7 separate regions of the Mus musculus genome follow, and all the other regions are linked to region 4. The links are chromatin loops, found by intact Hi-C in ENCODE. Cell type or tissue: heart. All regions are shown on one strand.

What was found. Hi-C counts contacts between places; a loop is a spot of excess contacts. Peaks named below come from ENCODE experiments on the same cell type or tissue, not always from the same donor. Only the 100,000 strongest peaks of a DNase experiment are listed, where the experiment ranks them.
Region 1: it touches region 4 in a loop (8-fold over the local background); 16 of 42 quality-filtered maps call a loop at or near these places.
Region 2: it touches region 4 in a loop (3-fold over the local background); 16 of 42 quality-filtered maps call a loop at or near these places.
Region 3: a loop joins it to region 4, with 5 times the contacts of the local background. A loop is called at or near these places in 6 of 42 quality-filtered maps.
Region 5: a loop joins it to region 4, with 2.9 times the contacts of the local background. A loop is called at or near these places in 7 of 42 quality-filtered maps.
Region 6: it touches region 4 in a loop (5-fold over the local background); 8 of 42 quality-filtered maps call a loop at or near these places.
Region 7: it touches region 4 in a loop (9-fold over the local background); 19 of 42 quality-filtered maps call a loop at or near these places.

The regions. Positions count from the first base shown.
Region 1 is chr15:3,439,442-3,443,441 of GRCm38, reverse strand. All of the region lies in intron 2 of Ghr (growth hormone receptor), which reads left to right. Among named protein-coding and RNA genes, the nearest start is that of Ccdc152, 140 kb to the right of the region's middle. In heart, a CTCF peak has its summit at 1,707 (motif pointing left); no DNase peak of the experiment used is centred here.
Region 2 is chr15:3,211,898-3,215,897 of GRCm38, reverse strand. It overlaps Gm52192 (a long non-coding RNA gene), which reads right to left and starts at 453. Exons shown (of 3, transcript XR_003951557.1): 1 at 209-453. In heart, a CTCF peak has its summit at 1,995; no DNase peak of the experiment used is centred here.
Region 3 is chr15:3,507,434-3,511,433 of GRCm38, reverse strand. All of the region lies in intron 1 of Ghr (growth hormone receptor), which reads left to right. Among named protein-coding and RNA genes, the nearest start is that of Ghr, 74 kb to the left of the region's middle. In heart, a CTCF peak has its summit at 2,191; a DNase peak (open chromatin) is centred at 2,133; H3K27ac peaks cover 214 bases.
Region 4 is chr15:3,581,574-3,585,573 of GRCm38, reverse strand. It overlaps Ghr (growth hormone receptor), which reads left to right and starts at 2,222. Exons shown (of 11, transcript NM_010284.3): 1 at 2,222-2,574. RefSeq lists a cis regulatory region at 2,032-2,166 and promoters at 2,302-2,486, 1,013-2,486. In heart, a CTCF peak has its summit at 2,032; DNase peaks (open chromatin) are centred at 2,133, 2,353 and 3,433; H3K4me3 peaks cover 2,129 bases; H3K27ac peaks cover 3,064 bases.
Region 5 is chr15:3,225,665-3,229,664 of GRCm38, reverse strand. No RefSeq gene overlaps it. Among named protein-coding and RNA genes, the nearest start is that of Gm52192, 12 kb to the right of the region's middle. In heart, a CTCF peak has its summit at 2,396 (motif pointing left); a DNase peak (open chromatin) is centred at 1,274.
Region 6 is chr15:3,294,311-3,298,310 of GRCm38, reverse strand. Ccdc152 (coiled-coil domain containing 152) reads left to right here. Exons shown (of 9, transcript NM_001166063.3): 3 at 105-210. Among named protein-coding and RNA genes, the nearest start is that of Gm41254, 2.4 kb to the left of the region's middle. In heart, a CTCF peak has its summit at 2,136 (motif pointing left); no DNase peak of the experiment used is centred here.
Region 7 is chr15:3,354,589-3,358,588 of GRCm38, reverse strand. The region is part of intron 3 of Ghr (growth hormone receptor); the gene reads left to right. All of the region lies in intron 4 of Gm41254 (a long non-coding RNA gene), which reads right to left. Among named protein-coding and RNA genes, the nearest start is that of Ccdc152, 53 kb to the right of the region's middle. In heart, a CTCF peak has its summit at 2,148 (motif pointing left); no DNase peak of the experiment used is centred here; H3K4me3 peaks cover 219 bases.

The DNA of each region.
Region 1 (4,000 bases), 140 kb after region 4:
AAAATAAAACCTTGTCAGGGAGCTTTCTTGAGTGAAACCTGGAAAGGTGTGAAGTAGGAGGACAGATGAGAAAGACAACAGCCTGCAAATAAATAAATAAATAAATAAATAAATAAATAAATAAATAAATAAATAAATAAATCAGGTGGTGTTTTAGATTAGGTGTAGAATGCTACAGAAGACTGTCCTTTTTCTCTTCATCGGCTTATATACAGAAGCTGATCTTGAATATTTTATGTCAATCCCCTGAGGGCTAGATGTTAGAATCTAGTTTAAAATCATAAGACTGAATCTCAGTGTTTTTGGAAGGAAGCTTTAGGACAAGACATCTATGTTGGAGGGGAAGTACACACTCAGAGATGTCAATGAGTTATCCAAGATTCAATGTGCTTATCAGCACAGGCAGGACCAAAACACAGTCTCTACCTGTGTGGAGGTTAGTCTTTGACAGCAAGAGTCAGTGGAATCTGTTTGAAGAACTCGAAACACTGCAAAATAAGAGATGCCGGCTACTTGTCTCACTGCAGAATGACTCTGAAGAGAAAGAGTAGAGATGTATGCTTCACATTCAGACAACGGTGTTAGAAATCATGTGCTCTACTGTGGAGCACAATTTTGGCCCTTGACCAGTGAAACCTTGACTTGTACATAACTTGAATGTTGCCATGATTCTTGGAGTTCCACTATCTTATATGACAAAAGGATTAGTTCTAAACTCTAGGTTACAGCAGAATTGAGTCCGCAGTGAGTGCTGAACGGCAGACAATAAAAAGTTCAAAGTCATTACTTAAGATCTCACTAGTGTGACTTTGCTGGAACTTCACCCATCAGTAGGGTGAAGAATCTTTCTACCCACAGGCTTGTGGTGTGAATTAAAAAGTTGAGGGGCCATGACTGACATAGTACTCTGAAAATTGTAAATTGCAAACCACTGTAGCACGTTCAGTTGCCTCTACCCTTTCTCTAAAAGTGAATTAGAAGAGATAAGCTTGAAGATTTTAAAGATTTCTTAAACATATAGTGTGTTCATGAAGTTAGTCTGTTTAAACTTGGGGAAGAGACCTCAGAGTTCCTATAGGACCAACTTGGCTGATCTTAGAAAAAGGGGTAGTATTTTGGAAATTATTAATTCACAAACCCCAAACCTACAGATAATGAAAAAGTAGAGAAATGCTCTGTAGTCTGCAAGTGTGTGTGTGTGTGTGTGTGTGTGTGTGTGTGTGTGTGTGTGTGTGTATGTGTGTGTCTGTCTGTCTGTCTTGTGTCTTTGTGTGTTTCTGTTTCTGTATGTGTCTGTGTGTGTCCATCTGCGTGTATCAGTGTGAATGAATGTGTGCATCTGTGTATGCACATGTCTATGTCTGTGTGTGCCTGTGTGTCTGATGTGTGTGTGTGTCCGTCTGTCTGGTTTGTGTGTGTGTATGTGCATGTTCATGTGTATGCACTCATGCACACATGAAAAACTCCAAACACAAGCAAAAGGGCTCCTTTGATAAAAAGCTTTTTCCATCCTCCTCCTGGTGCTGAGCTCCTTCAGTCATCCAGGGCTTCACTAGAGATGGAAACCCACTAGCTATGAGACTCACTTCCCCACTTAATTTATGATTTGTCTCCCTCAGTACTTAACCTTGACAGCCTCTGTCATCAAATACCAATCAATGTTAATCCATTTTGACATCCTCGCCTTTCCACCTGCTGCCCTCTAGTGGAAGTGCTGACAAGTAGCAAAATAGTAACCAACCAAGAACTGACTAATGCACACAGGTCACCACATGCCCGCACTGGATATCACTGACCATAACTATGCCAGGAATTATCAGGACCACCTCAAGCTGTTTAGACTTCATTGGCACACAATAGACTGGCACCTATACATGAGCTTCTTTTCAGGCTTCTACCACAAGATTACACTCTCTATTCTCCCTCTTCCTCCTCTCTACCATCCTCCTCTTTTTCTAACATAAATCCCAAATTCCACTCTCTCAAAAAATAAAATAGTTCTTCATCTACCTCCTCATCATTTGGATTTTGGAAAAATTTAAAAGTTGCAGGGTTTCTTTCCTTCCAGGCACCAAGTAACAAGGTGAAAGGGTATTGATTGGGTATTATCATTGTGAAGTGATGTCATCCTAGGTCCTTTGAGATCCTGGGGTGGTCCTGTCTCATCCAAGAAGCAGTAAAATTAAAAAGCCTTTAAAGGTCATGGAATATCACACAGCTAGTGGAACAGCTAGTCCCGCAATGCAACCTGGGTAGATTAAGGCTCTCCTGTATTTCTTTAAGGTTCTCATTGTCTGGTCTTCTATTTAGTAATATGAAAATAACTTCTATGGGAAATGATGTTCGATCCAACTTAATGGTACTTACTGTATTTGTGGCAAAACCATTCAGCATTCATGTTGTTAGTGTTTAACAATTACCCTGTCTCTCTACAAACCCCAGTCCTCATTTTTTAAAATTAGGTATTTTCCTCGTTTACATTTTCAATGCTATCCCAAAAGTCCCCCAGACCCATACCCCCACCCCCTACCCACCCCCTACCCACCCCCCCACCCCCTACCCACCCCCCCACCCCCTACCCACCCACTCCCCCTTTTTGGCCCTGGCGTTCCCCTGTGCTGGGGCATATAAAGTTTGCAAGTCCAATGGGCCGGATCCAGAGTTGCTTAGCAGAGGAGCTAAGTTGAGGTAGGTAACTTTGGATGGATGATAAAGATTGTAAAAACTACACAGCTGATGCAGTTGATCCTAGATTTCATGAGGCAGCTGCTGTCTTCTACCAGCTTTGGGGAAAACTAGTTATTTATTTGATAACCAGCAGAGCAGAACCTTAACTCGAGCACCAATATAAATGCCTACCCCTCTCCTACCCCCAAATCACATATGATCACCAACAACTTTAAGCTTACCCTTTTTAGTGTGTGATGGTTTTTCATATTCTTCTTTTGTTAGCTTATTTTAGTAATTTTCCTTAAGGCACACACTAGTGTGAGGTTTCTATTGGCCAATTTTTCTTGAATAACAGCTATGCAGCATTATTCTTAGTAGCATACTCTCATACAACATCTTCAACCTCTTCTTAATATCTTTTAGATTTATTGATTTTATTTTATAAATCTTTTGCCTGTTCACGTGTATGTGAGTGCATGCATGTGTGGTGTCAGTGGAGGTCAGAAGAGGGTGTCAGGTTTGCAACTGGAGTTTCGGATGATTGTGCGTCAGAGTGTAGGTGCTGGGAACTGAACCCAGGTACTCCGCAAATGTAACAAGTGCTCTCACCTGCTGAGCTGACTCTCCAGCCCCAAGCTCCTCGACTTTCTAACTATACTACAGGGAGGGGTGTACCTCTGTCATGACACTTCTCAATGGAGACTGAAGGATTTCTTTTCAAATTTGGATTGGCTCTGTCTCCCTACATGGCTGGTAAAGTAAGAAAAGAAAACTATCTTGAAGTTGGATTTCTCATCACTTCTAAGCTTTGGTTTTTTCTTTGTTTGTTTGTTTGTTTGTTTTCAAGACAGGGTTTCTCTATATAGCCCTGGCTGTCCTGGAACTCACTTTGTAGACCAGGCTGGCCTTGAACTCAGAAATCCACCTTCCTCTGCCTCCCAAGTGCTGGGATTAAAGGTGTGCACCACCACGCCCAGCTACTTCTAAACTTTGTTATCTGCTAGGTAAATAAATTTCCAGGCTTCCAGGGCAACTGTTAAACCCCTGTTAGTTTACACGTGTGAATCTACAGACCAGACTCATCCAAAGCCTGCAAAAGCCCTTCCTACTCCACACGATCTGTGTTTTGTGCAACAGTTGAGGTTCCAGAAGAATTAATAAATCAAGAATTAATGAATCTGCTTTCCTGCTGTCCTGCCCACTGGTGCTTTTCTTGCCTCCTGGCTCTCAGCTCCAAGGATTCCTTCTATCCCCTCCTCAATTTTTCTCCTTTAGTTTTCTAACTCATAAACAGTCTGTCAACAATGCTAAGATGCCACCACAACTAAAA
Region 2 (4,000 bases), 370 kb after region 4:
CAGAACATTCTAAGTAGAGCCTGCTAAGGCCACTGGCAATGAAAAGACAAATTTGGGGTTAAGAGGCCTAAATTCTCAGTGCTGCTTCTGGTAAAAGAGGAGCTATCACTCCTTTCCTTTCCTGGAGCACTGATTAGAAAGTGTGACCTTGATGTTATTTCTGTGTCTTTGCAATGTGTACAAGCTCGGTTAAATGTTTGGTACTTACTTTTGTAGATCTGGAGATCTGAGGACACCCTGCCAGTTAGTTGGTTTTTCACTTACACCATGTGTGTTCTAGGATCAAATTCAGACTTAGCAGCAAGCACCTTTCTGCACTGGGTCATCTCACCCACCCTGTTTAAAAAGCTAAACCAACTTTAAGACACAGGAATAAATATTCTTTTCCAGACCCTACAGCCTCTCTACATGCTAAACATCAAGGGAGGCAACGCCATCCTTTCTGTTTCCTGGGACCTGGGAGCCTGACTTTGGTAGATGCCTCAGTTCCAAAGTACAAAAGCCCCATCTGTCACATAGGCATGGCATGAGATGTTTGTTTTTCCACTGCATGAGCCCAATTACCACACAGAGATAAGCAGCCTATTACCTGGAGAGTCTAAGATGAGATCTTTGAGCAGATGCTGTTACCAAAAAACCCTCTCTCTGGAACTGTCTAGTTATTGTTTACACCAAAAAAAAAAAAAAAAAATTAAAAGTGGTTACCTGTTGTACCTGATTAACGAGTTTAAAAGATGAGATAATCTTTCTCTTAAGAGATTGCCTAAGAGATGGATATCACGGTCTGCTTAGTGCTTAGTCAGCAGCAAGACTGTTTCCATACTCATTACTTTTGTGGGAAGGTGTCTGATGTGGGTGGGGGGTGTATGCGAGCCACAGAGCTCACATGAAGATCAGAGGACAACTTTCAGGAGTTGGTTCTCTCCTTCCACTTTTCTGCAGATTTCAGGGATCAAGTTCTTAGGTCATCATACTTGCCAAGGCAAGCTCCTTTTACCTGCCAAGTCATCTCATCGACCCAAGAGATATTATTATTATTATTATTATTATTATTATATTTTCCCAAGATCAATTATATCTGTACTCATGGGCAGAAATTATCGACCCTGCCACAGAGCTAAACACACAACACAATCTGCCCATTTATAAACCACAAAGTAGAATTTGAACAAAATACAAGCATCAAAATAAATTTTATCGAACCATAGACACAACTGTAAACCTATCATACTGACATCATGCTGTGTGAACATACTGCCTCTTTCCAGGTTTCTGAAACGGGAAAACAATAACAGGAGATGGAAATGGTCCAACGTGTATTAAGGGCATCTCAAGAAGAACAAACAAACAAACAAACAAGATTGTGTGTGTGTGTGTGTGTGTGTGTGTGTGTGAGAGAGAGAGAGAGAGAGAGAGAGACAGAGACAGAGACAGAGACAGAGACAGAGAGAGAGACTTAGGACTTGTTTGCAGGAATAGTTTCAATTATCAAAGTATCATATACAAAATAAAAGGCATCCACAACCTGGAAAATCCTGTTCCCAGCATTCAATTCACAGTCTTTTGTTTTCTTTTCCTTGAATAGTTTTGTGTTGGTTTTTGTTTGTTAGACAATTATATGATTGTATATATTGATATATTTAAACTAAATGTTCATAACAGCCTTTTTCAAACTTCCCTGTATCTACATGAAAATCAATTAACTGAATATATATAATATAATATAATATAATATAATATAATATAATCATTTCTCTCTTAGAGAACACTTGAATTATGTCTAATTCTGATGTATCTTAATACCAAGAGTTATACTGGCAAGGAAATCTTCAGAAAGCTACATCTAAGGATTTATTTTCAGAAACCAAATGCTTTCACCAGCAACTAATATTGTTTTCTAGAAAAGGAGTCTGTGTGCAATCATTCCCTCAGACATCCTTCGAATAGACTACAATTCAGCTTCCTTACAACTTTCATCCTTTCTACAGCGACACCTAGTGTTGCAACGGGGATTGTACCACTTCAGAAAAATTCAAATTCACTCCTTCCAACTGCCAGCAATCTCATAGGCACATAAAAAAACTTTCTCCCTACCTCTTCAACATAGTACTTGAAGTCCTAGCCAGAGCAATTCGACAACAAAAGGAGATCAAGTGGATACAAATTGGAAAAGATGAAGTCAAAATATCACTTTTTGCAGATGATATGATAGTATATATAAGTGACCCTAAAAATTTCACCAGAGAACTCCTAAACCTGATAAACAGCTTCGGTGAACTAGCTGGATATAAAATTAACTCAAACAAGTCAATGGCCTTTTTGTACACAAAGGATAAACAGGATTAGAAAGAAATTAGGGAAACAACACCCTTCTCAATAGTCACAAATAATATAAAATACCTTGGCGTGACTCTAACTAAGGAAGTGAAAGATCTGTATGATAAGAACTTCAAGTCTCTGAAGAAAGAAATTAAAGACGATCTCAGAAGATGGAAAGATCTCCCATGCTCATGGATGGGCAGGATCAACATTGTAAAAATGGCTATCTTGCCAAAAGCAATCTACAGATTCAATGCAATCCCCACCAAAATTCAAACTCAATTCTTCAATGAATTAGAAAGGGCAATCTGCAAATTCACCTGGAATAACAAAAAACCTAGGATAGCAAAAACTCTTCTCAAGGATAAAAGAACCTCTGGTGGAATCACCATGCCTGACCTAAAGCTTTACTACAGAGCAATTGTGATACAATCTGCATGGTACTGGTATAGTGACAGACAAGTAGACCAATGTAATAGAATTGAAGACCCAGAATTGAACCTACACACCTATGGTTTTATGAAATTCCTAGGCAAATGGTTGGACCTGGAGGGCATCATCCTGAGTGAGGTAACACAATCACAAAAGAACTCAAATGATATGTACTCACTGATAAGTGGATATTAGCCCAGAAACTTAGTATACCGGAGATATAAGAGATAATTTGTAAAACACATGAAACTCAAGAAGAATGAAGACCAAAGTGTGGACACTTTGCCCCTTCTTAGAATTGGAAACAATCACCCATGGAAGGAGTTATAGAGACAAAGTTTGGAGCTGAGACAAAAGGATGGACCATCTAGAGACTGCCATATCCAGGGATCCATCCCATAATTAGCCTCCAAACGATGACACCATTGCATACACTAGCAAGTCTTTGCTGAAAGGACCCTGATATAGCTGTCTCTTGTGAGACTAGGCCGGGGCCTAGCAAACACATAAGTGGATGCTCACAGTCAGCTATGGATGGATCACAGGGCCCCCAATGGAGGAGCTAGAGAAAGTATCCAAGGAGCTAAAGAGATCTGCAACCCTGTAGGTGCAACAACATTATGAACTAACCAGTACCCCGGAGCTCTTGACTCTAGCTGTGTATGTATCAAAAGATGGCCTAGTAAGCCATCACTGGAAAGAGAGGCCCATTGGACATGCAAACTTTATATGCCCCAATACAGGGGAACGCCAGGACCAAAAAGTGGGAATGGGTGGGTAGGGGAGTGGGGGGGATGGTATGGGGGACTTTGGGGATAGCATTGGAAATGTAATTGAGGAAAATACATAATAAAAAATATACAAAGAAAAAAAAAGAAAGTGAACACAATAAATGCAGACAAATATGCTGATGGTTAGGTAGACATGTAAAAAAAACAGTTGGGATCTTGCTACAATCTGAACTCTTGATTTACAGCCTCTTTACAGCAGGCTTCTCGGTGTTGGCTCACACTAGTGTCACCTGGATGTCTGGTGGCCCTTGGCTGTGATCAAGCTCCCCTGGGTGATTCTAATGTGTAGCCAAAGTTGAGAGGCACAAGGACTTGTGAGGGATTACCCTCCCTGTATTTCCCTTTGTAAGTACAATGGTCAATCTCAATTGTCAACTTGATTGGATTGAGAAGTGTCTAGAAATAAGCACTCCTCTGGGTATGTCAGTGGAGACATTTCTAGAAGCAATTAGTTAAGG
Region 3 (4,000 bases), 74 kb after region 4:
AGTAGACTGTGCTCATCTACCGGTCCATAAACCAGACTTTACGTCTGCTTCTTGTCCTGTTGCACTTACAGTCAAAGGCTGAAATTCTTATCTGTGGTTTCCATCCACCCCTAACAGCTGAAGTCCTTAAAAGGAACCTTCTTGCTCTAGTCCACAGAGTATTTTATTTTATTTGAGTATGTTTATCTTGAAGGGAAAAAAAAAGCCTTAAATCCAGTCGCGCTTTCTGCTTTCCCTTGCTTATCACATTCTACATTAACCTTGGAGCTCTTGAATCTGGCTGTTCTTGGTGCTGAGTCCATTCTGGTCAGAACGCTTCTCTCTTCCATGCCTTTCGCACTGGTGAAGTTTTAGGCAAATCCTATAGTTTAGATTGTTCTATGGTAAGGACTCTTGGTGAGAAAAAGTTAGCTATTACCAAATATTTCTTGTGTTGTTTCCCACAGTCCCTTGCAAGCAGGGACTACAAAGCTGTGGGCCACCAGTTTGGGGCTATTTAACAAGAACACAGGCCTTCCCCCGGTATACTACCTGTGGCTACTTATTCACTCCATATACAAGTGAGCAAAGGAAATGTAGACCGCCACCAAGGAAAGTAAAACCGAGAATACCTACAATCTGACTGGACAGACAACTCTGCCAATCTCTCTTTTAAGGGGAAGTTAGGTAGCAGAGTCGTTTAGTCTAAAAAGTAAATAAACACAAACCCACTGACGGGAAAAGAGAAATTGTAGGAGAATATAACTTTCTTTAAAAAGAGTTATCCACTCCCAAATGATTGTGTACGTAGAGATCAATCAATTATGCATGCTTTTCGATGAGGAAAGAGAGACAGGTCCTTCTCTTGGACTGTGCCTCTGGGGCCTGGCAGCACACAGTGAGCTTACCCCTTTTACTTTTCTGTTCTGCTGTGTTTCCCAGGAAGGCAAATATCTTAGACTGTAAGAAGATTGGGGACGCTCTGGAGCTTACTTTCCCTTAGAGCTTGTTCTGTTTCCTTGCCAGCAGGGCCACGCTTTCTCTCTGCTGCAGCCTGACAGGGCCCCACCTCCTGCTTATCTTAAGTTGCAGCTGAAGTTGAAGGGAAATCTCTTTCAGGTTCCTAAGACCCTATTAACTCAAGGTCAGATCTGTGGTATCCACCATCAAGTCCAAAGCCTCTCTCTATACAGAAACCTGTTTTAAAGTGTTAGCTAGTAGCAAGTAACTCTGGGTTAGTTTCCTCTTGAGTTGAAGTTATGGATGGAAGGGTAAATGAGAAAAAAAAAAAAAAAGATAATGTTAGTTGATTGGACTGACTGATTTCTAACATTCAGAGGCAATTTCATAGCATGTGTTATTTAAATAATCCCCATAAAAACCCTGTGTGGGAGGAGGAGTATTGTTATACATTGTGGTACCAAGACTTAGAAAACAAATTAAGATTTCCACATTATAAGTTGTATAGTTCCATCAACAATGCCATGAGCTTTCTGCCACATAATCCATATCATGTTAACCTATTCCTTAGGCTCAAAAAATAGCTACAGGAGATCCAGGTGTCACGTTTTTAGGTAACGAGGGCCAGGGTAAGGAGAAAAGACAAACAGATAACAATCTAGCCAGGTTTGCTTTCTTTCTTAGATTCTTGGTTGGTGATGTCAGCTGATGCATACATACTTCATCAACTCTTAGGATTTCCTTTTTTCTAAGGAGACATGAAAATTTCTTGAAGTAAGCTGGTCATGTGTGTGTGTGTGTGTGTGTGTGTGTGTGTGTGTAAATGTTTTCTGTAGACACAAAAGTAGGAAAAAATTATCACTAAAGAAGTCTATTTTAAAAAACCAAAGGTCAAAATTCTGGTCCAAACACTGAAAGTCTTCAGAAGAACTTGATAGAATAGAGGTTCCAATGCTCTCATTTGCATCTTGGGCATGAAGCAGAGATCCAAAAGGTGAAACGATTTCCCTCCGTCTCTAAGTCAAATAAAGGAAGCTCCAGAGAGGAATGCAATGGCTAAGTGTATCCTTAGCCAGATTTGAGGCCAGGCGATGATGCTGTCAGTGTCCTCACTGTGTATCAGGTGTCTCTGCAGGCCAGGGCAGCCGTCCCTGTGGTTAGGACACAGGCAGGCTATGTGGAATGACTGGATCCCACTGGCTTGGCAGAGACAAAGGGCCATGTGCTGAAGCTCAAGCTGGGAAGGAAAGTGTCTGGCACTCACCAGATGAGGGCCTTTCACTCAGTAAAATCTTTTCTCTGCCAGTGGCCCACAAGCTACAAGCCTGAGCAATGGTTGTTTTGCCATCAAAAGCAACAACAACAAACACAGATGCCTTTAACATGCAAATGGCTATGCACACAGTTTTCCTGTAGATAGGGAAGTGCTCTAAGCAAAGCAGCTATCAGACAGTAGACACCAAGAGCAAAGTTATGTGTGTGGTTTTTTTTTTTCTCCTTCTCCTTCTCCTTCTCCTTCTCCTTCTCCTTCTTCTCCTTCTCCTTCTCCTTCTCCTTCTCCTTCTCCTTCTCCTTCTCCTTCTCCTTCTCCTTCTCCTTCTCCTTTTCCTTCTTCTTTTCTCTGCCAGGCATGGAACAAGAGAACAGTGTGTCCTACAAAACAGCTTGCACAGGAAAACAGAATCCACCCTGTTGGTCACCTGAGGGAGTCAGTCAGCTCAGGGAAGTTACACATTTTCTGTTCATTTGCATAAGGGAGGAACTGAGTTGTGGCATCATGAGTGGACTATTTATAAGAAGGAGAGAAGAGTGGGTTTTAAAAGGAAATACCAGAATGTGCTATACAGAGGTCACAGCTTGGGGAAAACAAGACAAAACAAAACAAAACAAAAAACAGCTTGCCTGGCATTTCCCAGGAATGTGTGGATTGAGCCCCTCCTAGAGAAACCAGAAACCGCATTACCTGGAGCCTTGGTCTTAATTCATCCTTTTGTGCCCCTTTCATGGAAGCCAGACATTTGTAATTTCGTGTGAATAAGCCATGAAATTTGTTTCATTACTGTTAGCAACCATGCATGTCACTAGCTCATCTGCCCCCCAACCTTGTCCAAATTAGAAGAGAACGTCCCTGTCTTCATGCAAACTCCAGAGCTGAGCAAGTGAAAGGAAAGGCAGCACTGTGCTCCCTTCTAGCAGAGACCATGCAAGCTGCCCAGGTGCAAATGCCCCGCCCCACAAAGAACTGCTGGCTCTTGAGCCAAACAAAACCTAGCTGTGGATAACGCAGCCCACAGCCTGCAGCCTAACATGTTCCTGCCTCTGTTGTAGTGGTTCAAGCAAAGTTCTGGGGGTAAAGTCAACTGGCTTTAAATCAGAACTCTCTGAATTCTCTGCCTCACATCTGTTTGTATCCAGATAATTGCACACTTGAACCTACCTTGTCGTGTTCTTATGAGGATGAAATCAAACAGTCACACAAGAGAAAACCATTCAGAGTATGTGCAGCGTACAGTTCTAACACTCAGCAAATGTTACACAATTGCAAAATAATGTGAAAGGCTAATTTTCACTCTTTGGTTTATCTCTGAGAGTCAAGTTTTGCTAAACAATTCTAAGCATATAGAATATATGAGAGAAAGTAGGTTTTGAGGTTTTTTTACTCCTGGGAATTTGTTGTAATTCACCCCGTGGTCACTTTGGGAAGGTAAGGAGCTAGAAACAGCAAGAATATCAGTTACCCCTGACCTGCTAAGGCAACAAAAACCTTAGCAAAAATAAATGCTGTACATGAACCCTGCTCCTGGCATAGGGGAATGGCTAACACTTGTCTTAGTTAGGGATTTATTGCTGGGAAGAGATACTGTAACCATAGCAACTCTTATAAAGGGAAGCATTTAATTAGGACTGGCATACAGATTCAGAGGTTTAGTCCATTATCATCATGGCAGGAAACATGGCAGTGTACAGGCAGACACGGTGCCGGAAAGGTGCTAAGAGTTCTACATCCTGATGTAAAGGCAGCAGATGTAGACTGTGTGCCCCACTAGGCCTACCTTGAACA
Region 4 (4,000 bases):
ATGTCTAACAGAGTGGATGCTGCAGTTGAAGCCAGAGCAACATGAGGACAGGCTTTTGTTTAAGCACGGCCTTGAAACCGCCTTGGAGCATGATCAGAATGTAGAAAAATTTTCCACAAGTCCATCTGGTCCTTCCTAGTCTAGGTTCTAGATCAAGAAACTAGACTAGGTAGCTTGATGAAGCTTCTTTGGGCTTGGAGAGAGGAGAAAGAGGAGTGAGCACAGAGGGGACGGAAGGAGATCGGTCGACACTGTCAGAATCCAAGGTGCACCAGAATCCAAGGAAGGTCACCTCCGAGAGAGTAGAATAAGCATGTGAGGACTGACAGGTCTCCATGCCTGTCAGTACTGCCCTTTCAGCCAGCTTGGCAAGCACAGACCACCCAACAGGAGTTTTGCCTGACCTCATGGTTTCCTTTTTCGGGTTTCTCTATCTGAACAACTCTCCCTTTAAAAGTTCCAGAGACAGTAAGCACCCCTACTGCTTCATCCTAACATGGAAAGCAAGGGATTGAGGGAGATTGTCTTAGAGAAAGCCTGCCTGTGACACAGGACTGGTTCAAGGACAGTAACCAGACCACCCCCAATGCCTGACTGGCAGAGTCACGATCCATATCATCTCCAGAATCTCTTCCCCTTTCCGTATGCTAGATGCATAAGAGACAGCTGAGACACAGCTGGGCTCATGAGAAAAGATGCTGAGAATGTTTCCAATTGCACGGTTACTTTGAAAACAGAAGTTCCAAAGAGTTTGGTCCTCTGTTTCTCCGTTTCTACCCCATCCATCACCTTAGTGTGGAATTGCTTATTTTATTCTTTTGCAGTGCTTAAACGTTTTACTGTGACTCTGGGTCTGAAAGCTAGTGAAAAGAGGGGGTGGGGGTCCTTTTTAAAGCTGAGGCTGTTAGGAAGGTTAAAGATAAGTGAGCTTACAACTAGCTGTCAGAACAAAGCAAACAGTAAAAAGACCACATGACCAGTTGCTCCACCAGATACAAGACAGCTAGACAGCCCCGGGGCTGGACTTTTGTACCTTTGTACTCTATGCCTGGAGAAGAGAGTGGTGAAGCCGTCTGGTGCTTCGTGACAATACTTACACAGCACTCTGACTTTAAGAAGTGCTTTGACAACTCCCATCTTGGTTAATTTTTTTTTTTCAACAAAATGGACCTAGGTAGCAAGAGCCTGTTGTCTGATAGACAAACTGTGTCTTTCTCTAGGTCACAAACAAGGACAAACCTCAGGCTGGACCTTATTCGTGCCTTCCCTGCAGACCTGTGTTCCGTACTAACATAGCTCTCTTCAAACAAACATGCATTCTTGGTAAATTACCTACTTTGTCTCCACTTTTTTTATTTTAACCTCTCGGATTGGAATGTCTTTAATGTCCCAGTGAGCAGGAGTTTGAAAATTGGAACCAACTAGACAGATAAAAGCCTAGTACACCCCGGCATAGTCTTACAAGAAGTGGATGCTCACAGTCAGCTATTGGATGGATCACAGGGCCCCCAATGGAGGAGCTAGAGAAAGTATCCAAGGAGCTAAAGAGATCTACAACCCTGTCGGTGGAACAACATTATGAACTAACCAGTACCCCGGAGCTCTTGACTCTAGCTGCAAATGTATCAAAAGATGACCTAGTCGGCCATCACTGGAAAGAGAGGCCCATTGGACATGCAAACTGTATATGCCCCAATACAGGGGAACGCCAGGGCCAAAAAAAAAATGAGAATGGGTGGGTAGGGAAGTGGGGGGGAAGGGTATGGGGGACTTTTGGGATAGCATTGGAAATGTAATTGAGGAAAATATGTAATAAAATATTTTAAAAAATAAAAATAAAAAAAATGGAAAAAAAAAAAAGCCTAGTAGACTCATCACACTTCCCAAGGCTACTTCTTCCTGTACCTGCAGGAGGTGCACTGCTCTCTTTGAACTTACAGCCTGTTCTTGAGGACTTCTAGATACTGCCTTCTTTGGGGGAACCCGATGGGTGGAGAGGAGGGAAGTCTCCCGCAACTACCAATATTTTCCTCTAGGAGGAGCCCTGCCGCCCAATTGAGAGCGACACGCACCAACTCGCAACTCCTCGCCAGAAAGCTTCATCCCAGCCCTGCGGACTGAGTAGCGGGGGCGGCGTTCAGCCTCCCCGCAGCGGCCCCGGAGCTAGCTGCCCTCAGCTCCCGCTGCCCTTCCCCTAGGCAGCCTGGATCCCCGAGGCGGCGGCGGGTCCCTCGCAGAGCCGAACGCCAGCCGCCTTTTCCCACCCCTCCCCTCTCTTCCTCTCCCCTCCCCTCCCCTCCTCCCTTCCCGTTTCACCCCGCCCCCTTCCTCCTCCCCAAGCCTGACAACCCACGAGCTGCCAAGCAGGGCGCAGCCATGGGAAGAGGAGGCGGTCTAGGGAGCGGCGGCACTGGCAGAGGCGGCTGCTACAGCGGCGGTGGCGGCGACGGCTGTTACTGAACCCCGGCAGCCGCGGGGATCCCGGGCTGGGTCCACGCGGGCCTGAGGCCTCGGCTCCAGCAGCCCCCAAGCGGACACGAACCCGCGTTCTGTCTCCCGAGGCGAAACTCCGAGGTACTGGAGGGGAGTTCTTATTTCCCTCACATTGTGCCAGGAGACCTGGGAGTAGACCCGGGCATGCCAACTGCTTGTGAAAAATTGGGGTCACTTTTATGTATTTGCCCCGATAATTTTATTTTATTTTATTTTATTTTATTTTATTTTATTTTATTTTATTTTATTTTATTTTATTTTGATGAGTTTAGAGTGGGTTGTATTCCCTTCTCAAAAGTTGTTTTCTGCTGATGGGTTGGTGTAACCCGATCCTCCGTGTCCTGGAGAAGTGTGTGTGTGTGTGTGTGTGTGTGTGTGTGTGTGTGTGTGCGCGCGCGCGCCTGTGTGTGTGTGTGTGTGTGTAAGTTGTTCTTGGTGCTGAGTGAAGCTGAAAGTTGATGTGGGCGACAAGGAATGGGGGGCAGCAAGCGAACTGTCCCAGCCTGGAGCCTGCTCCAACCAGGTTGTGAGATGCAAGGAGAGGTTTCTTCCTAAGACTGTTTTCTTGGTCTTAAAAGTTTCGCGAGTGTGTTTGTCACCATCAGCCTGCTAACCTGGAGCAAGGACTGTGGAAGCTGCTGCTGCTGTCTGAAGCGAGCTCCTGGTTGGGTGTGATGGCCTGAGGGACTCCGGAGGGTGGGTTGTGAAGCACGCGACCCCCGCAGCGCTCTGCCTTTGCGCAGTCTGTGCAGGCTGCAGCTGCAAGCTGGAAGCAGAGGAGCTGGAGTCAGAGTCACCGACGCCAGAGCCTCCATGAACTGGGGTGAGTGGAAATTGTGGCAAGCCAAACTGTCCCGGCGCTGGACACACTCGTGGTTATGAAATCAACCAGGCTCAAAGTTCTGATAGAACTGCAGAGTCTTGAGAGCTGAGCGGGTGAGTCGGGTCACGTCTGGAGAGAGAGAGGGAGAGAGCTGGCTGCAAGCAGTGGTTGTAACATGGGACTATCCGCTTGTGGGTGCGTGGGGAAATCTATTTCTGGGCAAGGACTTTATATATAGCACCGGGGAGTACGTCTGCTGGGACCAGGGTGCAGGTTTCCGTGGTGAGCTCTGATGTGTGTGCTGAAGAGGTGTGCAGTATGTATGTGTGCTGTATGTTTGCACGCGTGTGTGGGAGCGCATTGGGAGGTGTGTTGGCTTCCTGAATCAGGGTGTTGAGTGGGAGAAAGAAACCATAGAGATGCTGCCTGCTGTTTGTATCTCCAGGAGGTCTTGGCCTGACAGAGAAAGGTAGTGGGAAGGCAGAGAGTTGAGAAGACACAGCTGTTCCTGAATAGGAATAAATTTCCTGGACTTTAAAATACCTAACTTAACTTGCCTTGGAAGGTCTGAGGACTGGAAATGGGGGTTTCTGGAGTTCTCAGGAAAGCTGAGTGGGAGGGCATTTAAATGTCTAGGAGAGGTATGCATGTGTGGTTACAGAATTTGAGAGACCAGAGCAGATT
Region 5 (4,000 bases), 360 kb after region 4:
ATTATCCAGACATTTCTTGACTCTGGGTTATTTATGAATTTATGGAACAAATGATAAGACAGAATGGTCCAGGGAATGTCCACCGGGGAAACCCGTATGGAGTCATGACAACAGGAAAAGCAGGCAGATCAGCCAGGTAACCATGAGTCCAGCCAAAGCTTAGCCTCATGTTGACTCCAAGGTCACTTTGAGCTGTTCCACCTTAAATCAAGGAAAAAAAGTATCCCATACCACCTTTAAACAGGGAGGTTTCAGGAGCCCAAGACAAAGCTTCAGACATAGGGGCAGCTGCAAGCTAGAGTCCAACCCTCACCACAGCTGCCACAGCCAGGAATGGCTGCCGGAGCAGCATCAACAGCAGCAGCTAGCACAAGGAGAACTTGCAAACCTGGGAGTGACTCAGGTTCTCAGCTTATGGCCGTCACGAGTGCGAAGATATCTCTTGATTCGAGTTTCAAGCAGACCTTCCAAAGTCCATTGGGAAGCTTAGTTGGGATAAGCAAGCAGAACTTTAGCCCCTGTTCTCATCCTTTCTGTTTGTTTTCCCTATTGGACTTCCAGGGAAGGCTATAACTGAGAAAACACATTGCAATGTAAGTGCCTTGCTGGCATGGTCCTTGTTGGTCTTGCCCGCTGAGAAACTCACTGCCTACAACACAGGAGACACAGAGCAGACTCTTGATAAGCATTGGAAAGCATGGATGAAGCCATTTTAACCCTCACCACACCCTTATAACAGAGACAGAGCAGTTGTTCTCTCTCACTCTTGCTTTGGAAGAAACTTAATATGGAAGTCTTGATCAAGTTCCTGCATGTCCCGTGTTCTGGCATGAGCTGGGTATCAGTGATGTCATGGGACTAAATATGTCTTAGCTTATGTTTACACTATGTCCCCTCTTGTAACAAAATAAATATGTAAATGTCAGAAATGATTTAGAAAAGAAGAATCATCCACTCATTAAAATATCAAAGCTAACCTGGAGTTAGTAACTTTTTAGAAAATGAAAGTAAAAATCTCTCACCAGACATAAAGTGCTATGTCTGATAGGCCAGTGTGCTGGGTCAGGCTGCCTCTGTGCACCTTCACTAGGTCTGGCCTACAGGCTCTCCAACCCTGATTTCCAAAGCACATCCTGGCACTAAATCTTACCTACTACCTCCCTCTTCCCACAGGCTCCCAAGTATTTAAGATCTTATACTCAAAATCACACACACACACACACACATCCCAGTGAGACAGGATGAACCAACTCCCTGAGTTTGGCATAAGCTTCTGTTTCCTCTCGGGAGTCACCCCTCCTCTATCCTGGACCTCAGAAGAGGAAGCTCCACTCTGAGATCACATTCTGGCCCTGGGATGAAAACAGGAAATTAATAAGCATGGATCTCAATCTTCCAAGGACTCATAAACCAGGAAAAACAACTTCGGAGGACACACTACTCTAGACTAATAGCTAGCACAATCAGATAACCAATAAGCCAATACTTTTTAATAACATTTAAAAGCTAAGAGACTTGAGCTACTGGCCTACGGTGTTGAAAGTAACCAAGAGAGGAGGAAATCCTGAAACCTCACCAATTAGATGCTCACTTAGAGCTAATTACCCCAAACAAGAACCTGTTGTTAAAGGGGAGAGAGAAATTAGCTGGCAGTCATGTGGTGCTGCATAGCCAGAGTGCAGATAAAAGCTGCTCTTGAACCTCTCGGGTAGACAAATTGGTTCTTTAGTACTTTCCTAATGAGGAAAGGGTGCTAGAATTTAAATACTTGGGAGATGGAGGCAGGAGGGTTGAATCTGCCTTCGTGAGTAACACTGTCTCAGAAAGCAAGAGAGGCAAGGGCAATGGCATTTTAATGGGCTGTAATTCCACATGCAAACCATAAAAGAGAAAACAGGGGAATCTGAAGCCTACCTCTGCTGGCACCACAGAGGAAAGGAAACACAATACACACGCCAGGCTGGCAGAGGAAAAAATCTGAAAACTACAGCTTAGTTTATTGCATTGTTCCCTCCTGAAGCTAGTGAAGACCTACCACGCTGGGGCACATGCAAGATGGCTGGTGAAAGAGCCCACTTAGAATTAGGAACTCATAAACACATCTTCCAGGTTACTTAAAACAAATATTCTGTTAGCAAACCCCATCCATACAATGCATCTGATGGCAACATATGCTTTCATTCCTAGCTAATAAAGCATGGTTATGGTAAATAGCTTTGGAATAGCTGTGGGGAAAACTGATCAAAAACACTGAATCTGCTTTTTACCAGATGATTAACTTTGGGCAGCTGACCTAAACTCTCTGAGCAACAACTTTCTCAGAAGCAAATGGATTGGTAACAGCCAACTCATAGCAGACTAAAGAGTTATTCAAGTTAGACAGCCCTCTTCAGGCCACTACTTAAAAACCTAGACTCAGGCTGGAAAGATACCTAAAATTTCTAGAGAAAGGTGGCTGGTATTGCAATGTCCACCTTTTAAAACTGGATTTTAAGAGCCTGAATCCAGATCCAAGCTTTAGTTCCTGGATTAGTCTTGGTCTAACTGAACTTCCCAGATCTCCACCCAGAACAGAATATTGCTAGTGTGAGCCACAAGCACTGCAGATGCCTAATGCTGGTTCCCTGTATCCTTGATCAAGCTGTAACCAGCCACTGAATTTCAAATCACTGAAGAGAGTCAAAAGGTATCAGAAGTCAGAAAAAGGGACTTCTGGTTAGCTTCATGACCTAGATAAATCTAAGGCTAGCTAAACTCAAGATTATAAGGGAGCTATCAGAGGCCAGAGGAAAGCAGTGGGCACCCTCTTGGATGTTTTATTGAATTCCATTTCAAGACTTTGACCTTCTACCTCAACAGGGGACTTGTGGTCAGAAGAGAGAGCACAGAAACAGATAAGCACAGAAAATGATAAGCACTGTGCAAAAAGGCATTGTCCTCCGGATGAAAACAGGATCCTCATGACTTGGCAAGCCACAGGACCACGAGACATCTAAAGAACAGCAAAAAAAGAAAGGTTATCCCTAAAAAGTTGTCAGCAGGTTTCAGCATTCGAGAGATTTTCCAGTCACAAGTTATCAGACCAAACAAAAGCTATGGATGATCTCTGTTCCATGAACAGGGTTTTCTTGGAATCCCAGCTTCAACTTGGTTGGCCAACATGTATACCCAATGCATGTTTTGAGTTGTTGCAATTAACTAATCCAAAACACAAAAATAAAATCCACTCATTTGAGTGTTTCATGGAGAGAGGTGTGGAAGAGAGTGAACAACCTCTCTCCTTTAAGGACCTAAAGGCAACTATTTAAAACTTGGGGTGCCCGTTCTAGCAAAAGTTTTACATTTCACTCTTTCAATTAAAAGGAAGAGATGAGGAGAGAGAACAGGTTGACCCGTGTTTTGTTTTGTTTTGTTTTGTTTTGTTTTGTTTTGTTTTAAAGGATAACCCACATTTGAAAACATTAGATATCAAAATGAGAGAGCACTCTGCAGGCATGTGCTTCCAGACCACCTTGTTCTTGCTGTTGAGCACAAAGCAAGATGAATTGACTACTCAGAGGTTCACTGTTTCTTTAGTTTCCATCTCTAGGAAGACCGGTGCATGTGACATGCTATAGACTGCGCATATGCTGAGCTGCCAGAGATGTTAGTGTGGGCAATGTTTCATCTGTGTCCTCACAAGTTCATGTAGTGGAGCCACATAGTCCCCAACTTCATACATTGGTACTATTTGGAAGGGGGACTTCTTGGGAGATAATGATGCTTAGAAGTCATGAAGGCGGCACATGTGTACTATGAGGAAAAGTACACTGAGCTGACAGATGTCCTGTTTCTTGTTCTTGCACCACCTTCCAAATCTTCCCCTCCTTGGTCTTGCATTCCTTTTATTTTTTTTTTTCAAGGCAGGGTTTCTGTGTATAGCTCTGATTGTCCTGACACTCTCTTTATTGACCAGGCTGGCCTCAAACTCATAGAGATATGCTTGCTTCTGCCTCCCAAG
Region 6 (4,000 bases), 290 kb after region 4:
GATGTTAAATGGTTTGTGTTCTCATTTCTCTTCATATTCTTAACAGAAGAATCAAAATGGTGTCATTGATTTTTGTGATAGCATATGCCCAATTTCTTCTACAGAAAATGATAGAAACTGCTGGAAAGAACAACCTTCTGGATATTCAGCTGGAAAAGACTAACAGCTTATTAAAAATAATGCAAACAAAAGAAACCTCGATGAAAGAAGGTCAGTTCTTTGCTGCCTAAAGAAATAATAATCAAGGAAGGTGCTCACTGCAGTATCTGACATTATACCCCATGTTTGTAACCTACCTTACGTGCATATAGAATGTTCCAGAGTGTTGTCTCATAGCACTCTATAGTATAGCTCCAACATAGGTTTAAAAAAAAAAATCAGATTGAAGGAAGTTACGTCTTCTATCAGGTTCTACCCATGTAAGAAATGGCGACTTGAAGTCCTAGTACAGATCTATAAAACCACGTGGGGCAAAACTAGAGCTCCTCCCTCATAAACTGATGAGTCATCAGTTTTAAGAGTTATAACTGAAGCTGTGAAGTGGCTCGGTCGCTCGGTGGGTAAAGGCACCTGCAGCCAAGTCTGATGACCTGAATTTGATCCACAGAATCCACATACAGATCCACAGTAAAACAGTATCAATTACCCAAAACTATCCTCTGACTTACACATGTCATGCATATGCATACACGTGTATACACACACCCAAAGAAAGCAGTAAAATGCGGAAACATTTAAAAAAAACTATATGCATATACTTTCTTTTTTATTTGGTACTTCTTTTTTGATTATAATATCATTTCCCCTCCCCGTTCCTTCCTCCAAGCCCTCCCCTATATCCCTGCTTGCTTGCTTTCAAATACTTAGCCTCTTTTATTCTTTAATTGTTGTCATAAGAAAATATGTATATATGTTTTCAGAGCTGACCGTGAAGAGCATATACAATCTTCGCTGTGTCTCTGAAAGGCCCTAGTAGGATGATCCAGTCCCTAGATCTTATCTTCTAATACCTTTCTCTGATAAAAAGAACCGGGTTAACGTAGGATTAGGCCAGGTATGGTGTGACATTACAGGATTCCCGCACTCAGGAGACTGAAGGAGGAGGATTGTGACTTTAATACAACTATAGATACAGAGAGAGAGACTTTCTCATCTCAAAAATATTTTTTAGAAGGGAAAGAAATGAAAAAACAAACCCATAATAATAGAACTGTCAAAAATAACTGAAAGAGCTCTCGATGACCAAAGCTGTAGTGATTTCATCAACAAAATAGCCTTAATTTGCTTTCATAAGTAAATAATAAAGTAAGAAACAGCTCTCCAGTGTGGCAGAATCCAACTGGCTTATGTAGATAATTTGTCCTCAGACAGGTGGAGCAGGACTCCAGGCACACTCATAAAGTAATTCCTGTTCTGTAGGGAAGCTCACAGCATAACAAGGTGGAACATGTAAATTACATGGTGTCAAACTGGGTAAATTCTACCTCAGCCACAGGATCAATGACATCAAAATTAATACTGTACTACCACCATGCACCTTCGATGTGATGTGATGTGATGTGATGTGATATGATGTGATTTCATACCATATGATACGATGAAAACTATGCTTTACATTTGTAAACTTCTCATTTCTACAGCCCCAATTCTAATCATGAGGTAAGTGTCCCACAGATTCCCATTGTGGGACACTTCTTAGACCTAACTTCTTGTTAGATTCTGTCTCTTAAAGTTTCTACAATCTCCCAGTGGCTCCATGAGCTAAGAACCAAACTTTTAGTCCATGAACCTTTGGGAGACATTTCAGGTCCAAGACTGGAAGTGATGCTTTAATTGCATTTAATTATTTCAAACTACTCTATGAAATAATTACTAATAAACAAACTGATAATTAATACTAGATCCTAAATTTACACTAAAATCAATATTGGTGTACTAAATTATTAAAAATAGCTTAATAATTGAGAAATTTTTAATAGGACAGAATAACAAATTCTGGACAAAAGGATAATGTAGATTTAAGTTTGCAAAGATAATGAAAAGCTTTTGCTTAAATCACTGAATGATACTGTATTTCATGAATTCCTTAGCTACCTAATTTCTAGTGGGGAAAAATGTGGTGAGCCTGCCATCTTGTGTTCAAAATTTTAAAATACTTTTTAAAAACTAGTATGCAAAGAGCTTCAAGGTGAATTTCATTTGCTAATTACTGAGGAAACTTCACCTACCTTATTTCACTAATTGCTAGATTCCTTCAAATAAGTGATGTTCATTACGAGAAAGAGAAGTACTGACAGAACACATCTCTCCTATAACATCATCTAACACAGAAACATGTGAAGCAGGTTATCGGCTAATGCCTACCAAGCAAATGTAATTTAACCAGCATTCTGATAGTGGGAAGTAAAAGCAACAAGAGAAGAGAAGGTGACGGAGAGCTGCGTGAGTGGTTGAGGGAACAGACAGGAGAGCAGGGAAGGGTAAGAGACCATAACAGTAGTCCCTTGTGCTAGTCGTGAGACTTTGGACTTTTGCAAAATAATCATGGTTGAAGAAAATATTTTGCATTGTTTTGAAGACACTGGCACCAAGATAGCTGATGTCTTGGAACACAGTTTTGGGTTTTTAACCCTTTCACAGCTCTCCTCTTGCCCAGGATTTAGTTACAAATCTAGGAGAACATAACTGCTCAGCAGTAACAAAAGCCTCACCTTATATTTCCTCACTAGCTGTGGCCCTCCACCTTTGTGGCCCTCTACCTTTGAACAACCTTACTGTGACTTGTCTCTCTCTTCTTAGTGTGTGCATTCCTGGAAGCATTGCATGCAAACACTTTTTGTGATTCCCAGACATGTCCACATGTGAGTCGCTTCCAGGAAAAACATTGCTAAGGCACATGGGAAAATCTCTACTGTACGGTGCCTTAGAAAAGTAATTACGAAATGTTGGGGTTCATTTCACATAAAGGTTGATTATAAAGTACTTATTGTTTGTGCTGGCTAGTTTTATATCAAGTTGACACAAACCAGAGTCTTTAGGGAGGAGTAAACTTGCTGGGAGGGGGTGGTGCATTACTTTAATCCCAGCATTCTATGGCAGAGGCAGGCAGACCTCTGAGTTTGAGTCCAGCCTGCATTACAGAGAAAGTTCTAGGGCTGAAAAGCTACACAAAGAAACCCGTTACCACCAAGGATCATGCAGATGTCCATGGTATATGTGGGCTGTGCTGCAGCAGGGCCATGTCGATGTGAGTAACCTGTGCAGTCACCTCAGGTCATGTTGATATTCATGGTCCTGCATCAGGGGACTGTGTTGATATCTGTAGTCTGTTGTCACCTGAAGCCATGTTGGTGTCCTTGATTCATGTTGTCCTGGAGGCCGTATTGATGTGCTTGGCCTGTGATGCCACTTAGGGCTCTGATGGTGTCTGTAGTCTAAGCTGGGACAGAGGCCCATGTTGATGCCTGTGGTCTATAATACTATCACTAAAGACCATGCTGAGGTTGGTGGCACATGCTGATACTGGAGACCATGTAAATGTCTGTGGTTGGTGCTCCTGGCTGGCTTTAAGGTTAAAGGAAGCTACTTTGGCAGTTGCATCGATGACTGCAAACTCACAGTTAAGAAAGAGGGACATAGAAGGTGTCAGTATGAACCCCTACTTCCACTACCAACACCCCTGGAAGAAGAGGTAGACAAGAAGGGAAAGTATCAAAGAACACTCTTAAAAGTTGTAATAAGGATGCTGTAGTGTATGTGTTACAATTGAGGGCTTCTGGTGGTGGTGCAGGTGGGAAAGGACTGTTTTCTTTAAGGGACTGGCCACTGAGAGTTTGACCATACTGGAGTTGTGTTCCTTCTCTTTCTCCTCCTCCTCTTCCTCTTCTGGTGTTGGAAAGTCATAAAGTTGGGGAGTGGACTTGGGAGGACTAGGAAATGAATATGATGGAGTGAGTGATGTGAAATTCTAACATAATCAATAAAAATATTAGAGAGAGAG
Region 7 (4,000 bases), 230 kb after region 4:
GATTGGCAAGTGACTCCCTTTTAAATGTTCCTGCAACTCTGCTTCCAACAGAGAAGTCTTTAGGGAGGAAGGCATCTGGAGCATTAAAATGGAATAAAAATCTCAACTCTCTATCTTGGACCTTTGCACAAAAGTGTATAGCTGGCAACATCAGGGGAAATATGGAAGCCAAAGAGAATAAAATGGAAGTGTTTAAATAACAAACTGACAGTTTATTTTCTGTAGAGATGCTATTGTTTCTATATGGTGTGTCTCCAAAAATATTCATGTCAGAAACTTGGTCCCAGTGTGGCAGTATTATGAGGTGGTGGGACTTTAAGAGGCTGTGTTTAGAAAATGGTTCTTAGATTATTGGGAACCTTAGCTTTGGAAGAGATTAATATAGTTCTTAGCAAATCACAATTCATTCACAAGAAAGATATTCTTTAAAAACATGTGACACAAACTACTTAGTCCCTCTGACGTCCTATGTCACCATGAGATCTTTCTCACCACACTCCCAACCTTCCATTGCCCCTCACCAGAGATGAACTGAAGCCAAAACGCTTGATCTTGAGTCTCAGAACTGCAAAATAAATAAATAAATGTCTTTTCTTTATAAGTTCCTCAGCATCAGATAGTTCTTAATGGTAATGGAAAGTGGACTAATTCAGAAGACCGAGAGTCTAGGTCTCTTGCTTCATTTTACTTATTTATTTATAAATATGTTAAGCTGTCTCAAGTCATAAAAATCTGGATCCTATAGCCCATTAGTATCATAGTCATATAGCCAGTTTGCATGTTCACATGCTTAAAAATTCCTTACACATACATAGTACTCTATTTTGTTTATCATAGGCTATACACAAAAATAAATTCATAGGATTGGATATACCTCAGTGGTAGAGAGCTTTCTTAGCTTCTACTCAGGCCCTGAATTCAACACATATCACTATAATCTATATGCATATGTATATATACATATTTAAATTTTATATATAGCTGAATCAAATGATATTCTGAAAGGTGTTTAATATTTATTAGAGCAGAATGCTTCTTGAGATATACTTTAAACAAGTTTACTTATTTAGGGAGAGATAATTCTCATTTAGTGGTTTATAAAACAGGAATTTGAAGGCAGAGTCTATATCTTGTTTATCAACATGTTATTTTAAAGGTGTTGCAGTACACATCAAATTAGAAGTCCATCCATAATAAGAATAGAAGTTAATCTCTGTTTGAGTAGTCTTCAGAGCCTTTTCTGATTTGGAGGCTACCGTCCATTGGATTTGCTTGGAGCAACTGAGAGCTTGTTCTAAGGCTATGAAGAGCATGCCATCGGCTGCATTCTGATCAGTAAGACAACATTATCAGCTCATCTTTGATTTGAAATTTCTTTATATGAATCTTTTAAGCCACTTCTTTGTTACAAGACAGTTATAGCTGAGCTACATCTTTTCAGTCCATATACCCTTTAAATCAGCCAAGAAGAGCCTGAAAAACTTCTGCAATGCCAAGAGATGAGGGATTAATTTATGAACAGGCACTCTGAATCATGACCCTTCCACTCTTTGTGTGAAGTTCCTCCCATAGCATGTGACTCATGTACATGGGCTTAGTGACTCTGTATGAATCTGATACGCAGTATTAGAAATCCCTCTTAATTTCTTTCTATCCCTTAATGGATCACCTGACATAACCAACTGCGACACTAGATAATCTTTTGGGTCCCTATGGCTGAACGTGTAGATACTAATTTTACTTAATTTAACAAATATCTCTGTTGCCAGGATTCCCCACCAGCCTGCTAACATCTCTTTTTCAGCCCTTTGATTCTGGAGCATATCCTGCAACATGCTCCCTTAAACCTGCCCATTCCCTCTCCCTGACTGTTACTCTCCATTCTTGAAATATATAGCCTATTGCCACGCCTCCCCAGAAAGCAGCAACCTGAACAGCTCCAAGCTCTCCAAGCTGTAGTTGTCCACCACTAATAGTTTGTAAGGGCAACCTTGGTAAAGAAAGCTTATGAGAAAGCTCTGGCTTTGGCGTACATGTTTGAGAGCATCAAGAAATTAATCCCCTTTCATTAAACCCAAAGACTTAGTTTCATTTTGTTTCCAGTCTGCCTATCTATTGACGGTGTACCTAAATACCTATTTGCTGCCACCTAGTGTATTGAAATGTAGTGACATGTGATTTTTTTTTTTTTTTTGACATGTGAAATTTTAATTCATTGGATGCTGGAACATAACTTACTATTCAGAATGACTCTTCATTTTGATTTCTCATAAGCTTCCACTTTATTGCTGTGACCTAAAAATCATCATAATTTTCTGTCATACAGTCTAGGGGCTCAGGAGCAAGCCAAGCCCTGAAAATGGTACCCTTGGATATTAATTAGGCTTTGCAACTCTTGGGTACATAGTAAGCACAAAACAACAGAAACCATGATTTTTACTTCATAGAGGCAGTAGAACACACTCTCACTCTTTACCAACCACAGGATCATTGGAAGTTCGGTCCCTCTTTAGACAGCATCTTTTTCTGCTTGTGGTAAAATGGGATGGCAAGTCTGGCTAGCTTCAAGCTCTAAGAATCTATGACTCTAAATAAGCCAAAGCCATGTCCCAGAAGACAGCTCTGTGCTTGTATGAATGTCATTTCTATGAGAATATCTGACCTCTGGTTATAGATAGAAGTGAGCAGAGCTCCTGACTTGAATAGGAAGGACCAAATGGCAGGCAGTGATTTTATTCTTGAGAGCTGTCCCTGGACTGTTGTCCACCAATATATAGGCTAATCATATATATATCTCCAGCCTCCTGACCTCTTAAGGAAATTTAGAAGTGAGCTCCTGTAAATAACCTATTTCCCAAGCTAGCTTAGAATGTTGCATCCCCTTTATTTAAACAACACTACATAGTGTTTTCAGTATATGTTACAATGTTTCATTTGGGGTTCTTATGAGTCTTATTTTCTCCATCAGTCAGACGGGTTTTTTTCAGTCTGGGACATCTTCAGTTTCTCATTTCTGTGAAAAAAAAAATCTAGCACATCCTGAAGGCATTGCATATGTTTCTCATAATTATGATGTTTTCCCATTTATCTTACATACATGGAGTAAAAGGTTAAAAATAAGGTGTTTTCAGATTGTGTCCACAGCACTTAGTCTCTAGCCTTGGTCTCTACAGCTATCTAGCAGCTCATAGATGCTTATAACTCTTTGAACTTAATGCCAAGAATGAAAAATCCTACAGCATACCATATGGGGAGAAGAACTTTGAAGTGAGAAAATTGTGGTTTCATGTTCCAGCTTTACCATTTACTGCATCTGTGTTTTGTCAAGAAATTATCTGACCTCTCAGAAGCATCCCGTTAGCTATAAGTGAGGATCACAACACTAACACACAACATTTTATACACAGAAGTGTGTGTATGAAATAACAAAGCACATGCTAGGAGTATGGCATACAGTAGGAACCTAATCTCTTCTAGAATACTTTTACACAATGCTTAAGTAAATGTTCTGCTTATATCCAAAGTCAGGGGATGGGGGAAGACTGAAGAGATGACTCAGTTGACAAAACACTTGCCATGCAAGTGTGAGAACTCAATTCAGACTTCCAGAACCCATGGTGCAACAGCATGTATCTCCAATACTCCAGAGCTCATGGATCATCTCTTTTGGTATAGGCAATTATGAAGAACAAAGAAATGTGTCTCAAACAAGGAAGAAGGTGAGACCCAATAATGAAGCATGTCCTCTGATTTCCATACACATATACCATAAAATGTTCATACCTACAACACACACACACACACACACACACACACACAAATAGCATGCATGTACTTTACACAAAAAATATTTTTTCAATTACTCAAGTTAAAAGTAATCAGAATAGTTTTATAATTCTGTGATACATTTACATTCAGAAGCTATTGTCATCAAATGTGATTCTGTTGCCCAAGATGTAAATTCTAGGAATGTGGAGAGACATGGCCATCATGCAAAGAG